2 separate regions of the Homo sapiens genome follow, and region 2 is linked to region 1. A link is an interaction called in ENCODE POLR2A ChIA-PET data of the cell type or tissue named here. Cell type or tissue: GM12878. All regions are shown on one strand. Each heading gives the region's core, and the rest is flanking DNA. Links, peaks and the distances in the headings are about the cores only. Region 1 overlaps CCDC12 (coiled-coil domain containing 12). Region 2 has its middle 69 kb from the start of MAP4.

Region 1 (2,907 bases), core at 299-2,798:
ATTCCCAAAAGAGAAGGCCAGTGGTCACCCACAAATTCCCCAAGTCTGGCCCCTCTTCAGAGCCTTCCTGCCCTGGGGCTCATGCCATGGAATACGCCTCAACTACTTAGAGAAAAGCATCTGGGTGTGCTGGGCCAGGGGCATGTGGCAGTGAGGAGTGACATGTGGACAGAGAAGCAGGTGCTGGAGGGCTCCAGAGGGGCGTGGCTGCCTACAGCTGTGGGAATGTGGAGGGGAGACACTCCAGGAGGAGGTGGCGCCTGGGCCTGCAATGACGCGGACAGGGTCAAGGCACAAAGCACACGAGAGGCTGACTCAGCTCCAAGACTGTTGAGAGTGGCCAGTGAGGGCTGTGAAAATAGGCATGACCATGTGCAAGGCTGGGAAGGCCACAGTCCACCAGGACAGCAGTGAGAACTGAACAGCCCCAAAGGCCTCCATGAAGAGAGAGGAGCCACAAGGGGCCAGAATCTCCCGGCAGGAGCTGCGGCTAGCTACTATGTTTTTATGTTCTTCCTGCCTCAGTCTTTTCAGGCAGGGGTGGCTGAACCAAGAACTCACTGGGGTCCTCTCTGGCTCAGGGGCTCATCAAATCCTAGCCCCACACACACAGAAGCAGGCTCCCAGGAAAATGTGTCCCTGGTAACTCCACAGGGCGGCAGGGCGAGAGGTCCTGGGGGCTGCAGGGTCTAAGAAAGGCAAGGCAGAGGCAGTGGGACAGACCCCTAGCCCCAGGGGATGCAGGAGTGGCCCCTCAGATGCTGGCCAGGTGAGACTAGGCCGCAGGTCCTCCTCCTTCCCCAGTACCTCTTTCGGTTCTTGACCAGTGGTCCCTCAGAAAAGTCCTGGGCCTCTAAGGCAGGAAACAATTTCCCAACAGGCCTCCCACAGTCTGCCATCTCCCAAGCCCTCTGTCTGGACCAGGTAAAAGTGCTGCTGACTTCCTCAGGCCCTGCAAAAGCAAGCTTTCCCAGAGGCAGGGGTGTCTGTGGCTACACAGCTAGCAAGCGGCAGTGCTTTGGACTCAGGGGCTTTCAGATGCTATTCACTCTCCTATTTAAGGGCTCCACCTGCTTCCTGCCCCCAGCTTACTTACCATCTCCTTCCTTCCTGCCAGGGCCCCTGAGCCTGGAGCCTTGGGGCTGGGCTGAACCACTGCGGGCGATGGGGCAGTACCAGCATAGCCTGTGTGGAGGAAGCCCACCTGCACTCCCAGAAGGCCCAGAGATACCCCACCCCGTCCCCCATCCTTGAACACCTGCCTCGGGCCTGGAGGTACATGTCAGGTCACAGAGGTACAGGGAGACAAAGTGGGGCATGACTGGGTGCAAAGGCTTTCGTTCACAACAGGGTGGGGAGAAATGAGGAAGAGAAACTGGGTGTGGGAAGAAAACTGCAGGGATTAGTAAGAAAAAAAACTGTCGCTTTCAGAAACGGTCTCCAGGGTTCTGTGAGAAATCAGAAGGAGAGAGGAGAGGCCACAGGGAACTGTACCCAGAACTCACAGCAGCAACACGCACCCATGCCTCCAGACCCACCCACTGCCCGAGGCTTCAGAAGGCCAACTGGAGGAGTGAACCAGAAGCAAGAGGCGGGAGCAGAGCCTTGCGCCCACTGTGCCCTGCCACCCCCAGAGCGGAGCACTGGCCAAGCAGCCAAGAACATCTAGATCCCGACCACCATGGGAAGGTCTCATTCTGGGCCTCAGTTTCCACATTTAGAAACATTACGGCTGTGCTGGGTGCATCCAGCTCTATCAAGCTGGGTCCACGCCCTCCCCAGACTCACTCTTGGAGGGTTAATCTGATGTGCAGCCACTGTTGTGTGATCGCGTGAAAATGGTGCAGTCTCTGACCTCCAGTCCCCTTAGCGTGGAGAGCTAAGAGACTTCCCCTCCCTAATGCCCACTTAACTGCCCACCCCCGGAATTCCACCACTACCAAAGGACAGGAGTCTCTGGGAGAGGTCAAGGAGCATGGGGGGGTTCAGCTTGGGGACCTGGCCTTTCCAACACAGGCCCAAGATTTAACCTCCCTTATAAAAGCAGGTGGATCACTTTAGGTCAGGAGTTTGAGCCCAGCCTGGCCAACAGGGCGAAACCCGGTCTCTACTAAAAATACAAAAATTAGGTGGGTATGGTGCCACATGCCTGTAATCTCAGCTATTCAGGAGGCTGAAGCAGGAGAATCGCTTGAACTGAGGAGGCAGAGGTTGCAGTGAGCTGAGATCGCACCACTGCACTCCAGCCTAGGCTGCAGACTGTCTCAAAAAAAAAAAATGTATATATATGTATTTTAAATGGCTTTAGAGAAGTACCAAGACAGCAAGGATTTCAGGGGCTGCAATCATGGAGATAAGGGAAGTACAACAAAGTGAGCCTGACATCACGTCCCTCTTTCCCCTTAAAGCATGTCTATTTACATGCAGCAGCTGAAAAGCTGAGAGACTGAGCAGAGCTTCCCATTAGGTTGATGCAAAAATAACTGTGGTTTTTGCCATTGAACATAGTGGCAGAAACCACAATTACTTTTGCACCAACCTCATATAATCTCATGGGCCTGGAGAGAAAAAAAAAAGTGTGTTTAAGCAGAAACTAAAACAGACTACTGACTTCTCAACTGCAACTATGGAAACCATAAGACCATGAAATGGTATCTCAGAAGTGTGGACAAAATAAATGTCACACAAAATTCTAAATCTAGTTAAGAAGCCTTCAAGAGAAAGACTTTTTCAGACAAAGAAAGGTTAGGAGAATCAGTTATCAGTGAATCCGTTATTCAAGAAATACTAAAAGGAATACTTTAGGCTAGAGGAAAATGATCTCAGACGGAAACATGGAATTGCAGGGAAAAAATAAAATGCCTCAGAAAGGGTAAATACAATGGCTTGTGTCTGTAATCCCAGCTA
Region 2 (2,907 bases), core at 126-2,625, 1.2 Mb after region 1:
CAGGCATGAGCCACCGCACCCAGCATAAATAAATTTTTAAACATATTTAAATATATGCAAACTAATAAAATATTAGTTTACAGTAAGATTAACTTTTTTTTTTTGAGATGGAGTTCCACTCTTGTTGCCCAGGCTGGAGTGCAGTGGCGTGATCTTGGCTCCCTGCAACCTGTGCCTCCCAGATTCAAGTGATTCTCCTGTCTCAGCCTCGCGAGTAGCTGGGATTACAGGCGCTTGCCACCATGCCAGCTAATTTTTGTATTTTAGTAGAGACAGGGTTTCACCATGTTGGCCAGGCTGGTCTCGAACTCCTGACCTCAAGTGATCCCCCTGCCTCGGCCTCCCAAAGTGCTGGGATTACAGGCATGAGCCATCATGCCCAAGCCAAGAAGATTAACTTTTTTAACCTATAAATAATCACAATAGCTGGTCGCAGCGGGAGTGCCTGTAATCCCAGCTACTCAGGAGGCTGAGGCAGGAGAATTGCTTGAACCCGGGAGGTGGAGGTTGTGGTGAGCTGAGATCGCGCCACTGTACTCCAGCCTGGGAATACAGCGAGACTCAGTCTCAAAAAAAAAAAAAAAAGAATAAGAACAAGAATCACAAAAGTTAGCCAGGTGTGATGGTGCACATACACAGTCTGAACTACTGGGGAGGCTGAGGCAGGAGGATCACTTGAGGCCAGAAGTTCAAGGCTGCAGTGAGCTATGATCTCCCCCACTGCTGACAGAACATGATCTCATCTCTAAAAAAAAAAAAAAAAAAGGAAAAAGAATCACGAAAGTAATTGTGTTGACTTTCAACCTTAAAATGTTAATGACATCCAAAATAGTTCACCATAAGGTCTGCATTTAAAGACTGGCCTAGGAGCTCTAAAATGGTAGATGAGTATGATGAATATGATCCCCTATATGTATCAGTGTGCTTTATTACCCCTTTTTTTTTTTTTTGCAGGGGTGAGCAGGTCTGGCTCTTTCAGCAAGGCTGAAGTGCAGTGGCACAATCATATCACTGGAGCCTTGAACTCCTGGGCTCCAGTGATCCTCCCACCCCAGCCTCCAGAGTAGCTGGGACTATAGACACATGCCACCACACCTAGCTAAGTTTGTTGTTGTTGTTTTTGTTGTTTTGCTGTACACTAAAATTATCTGGGGACCGACTAAGTTGTTTTTGTTTTTTTTTTAATGGAGACAGGGTCTCACTATGTTATCCAGGCTGGTATCAAACTTCTGGCCTCAAGCAATCCTCCGCCTCAGGCTCCCAAAGTGCTGGAATTACAGGCATGAGCCACCCAGCCCTACAATCCCCCTTCTTAACCTTAATTGTTCTCAACCCACTCACTCCTAGCAATAAGTCTACAATAACCTGGTTCTAAAAGTGCTGTTTAGAAAGACAAAGTGAAATCACTGATACTTACTTGGTTTCCTTTTCAAATTGACTATATACATGAACTGCCAAGATGCCTTCCACTGGGTCAAAATGTTCCTCTCAGATTTTCTCACATCTTAAGGAAATCTAAAAGCTACATAGCAACTACTCACGCTTAATCTTTAAAAAAAAAAAAAAAAAAAAGCAAAGTGATTCCAAAAACTGTCAAGAGCAAAAGTTTACAGAGCCAAAGGATTGATCACCAAATTCAGAAACAAGATTAGGAAAGAACAAGACACTATGAGATTAGGAAGAACAAGACACTATGAGATTAGGAAGAATCTACTCTCTGACTAAAGCTAAGCCGCCTATATATAAGAAAATCCAGGTGCTTCCTTCACTGTCAGCAAACAATGGAAAATGACTTTTTAATAGGTAATATAAATGTATTTGTAAATTTGAAAATTTTAACAAAGGGATGCTGGAATGACAAATATTTGAAGAGACTACTTAAAAAACAAGTGAGACAGAGTAGGAAAATGTGTTAAGACATCCTCCAGCACTGTATGTGTTTTTACACTGGGGAAAGGGAGACTCACTAGACTTTTGTTCCTTGATTAAAATACCCGTAAGGCCAGGCGTGATGGCTCATGCCTGTAATCCCAACACTCTGGGAGGCCGAGGTAGGTGGATCATCTGAGGTCAGGAGTTCAAGACCAGCCTGGCCAACATGGTGAAACCCCATCTTTACTAAAAATTCAAAAATTAGCCAGGCGCGGTGGCTCACGCCTGTAATCCCAGGACTTTGGGAGGCCGAGGCAGGCGGAACACGAGGTCAGGAGATAGAGACCACCCTAACACAGTGAAACCCTGTCTCTACTAAAAATACAAAAAATTAGCCAGGCGTGGTGGCACGTGCCTGTAGTTCCAGCCACTAGGGAGGCTGAGGCAGGAGAATCACTTGAACCCAGGAGGCGAAGGTTGCAGTGAGCTGAGATCGTGCCACTGCACTCCAGCCTGGGCAACAGAGTAAGACTCCATCTCAAAAAAATATATATATATGTGTGTGTATATGTATGTATGTGTGTATATATATGTATATGTGTATGTATATATGTATGTGTGTGCACGTATATACACACACTCACACACACACACACACACAAATTAGCCAGGTGTGGTGGTGGGTGCCTATAATCCCAGCTATCAGGAAGCTGAGGCAGGAGAATCACTTGAACCTGGGAGGCAGAGGTTGCAGTGAGCCAAGATCATGCCACTGCACTCCAGCCTGGATGACACAGCGAGACTCCATCTTAAAAAATAAAATAGAATAAAATAAAAATAAATGGCCGGGCATGGTGGCTTGCACCTGTAATCCCAGGGCACTTTGGGAGGCCAAAGCAGGCGGATCACTTGAGGTCAGGAGTTTGAGACCAGTCTGTCCAACGTGGCGAAACCCCGTCTCTACTAAAAATACAAAAATCAGCCGAGTGTGGTGGCACATGCCTATAATCCCAGCTACTCCGGAGGCTGTGGCAG

The links. ChIA-PET counts read pairs that join two places held together with the same protein. Peaks named below come from ENCODE experiments on the same cell type or tissue, not always from the same donor. Only the 100,000 strongest peaks of a DNase experiment are listed, where the experiment ranks them.
Region 2: POLR2A ChIA-PET joins it to region 1 with 7 read pairs; 1 of 35 experiments calls an interaction of 5 or more read pairs at or near these places.

The regions. Positions count from the first base shown.
Region 1 is chr3:46,925,975-46,928,881 of GRCh38, forward strand. The region is part of intron 2 of CCDC12 (coiled-coil domain containing 12); the gene reads right to left. Among named protein-coding and RNA genes, the nearest start is that of CCDC12, 49 kb to the right of the region's middle. RefSeq lists an enhancer at 1,252-1,631. In GM12878, for the core only: no CTCF peak of the experiment used is centred there; DNase peaks (open chromatin) are centred at 1,437 and 2,487; H3K4me3 peaks cover 1,652 bases; H3K27ac peaks cover 2,500 bases.
Region 2 is chr3:48,083,640-48,086,546 of GRCh38, forward strand. It overlaps a transcript of MAP4 not described here. Among named protein-coding and RNA genes, the nearest start is that of MAP4, 69 kb to the left of the region's middle. In GM12878, for the core only: no CTCF peak of the experiment used is centred there; a DNase peak (open chromatin) is centred at 1,467; H3K4me3 peaks cover 1,273 bases; H3K27ac peaks cover 1,168 bases.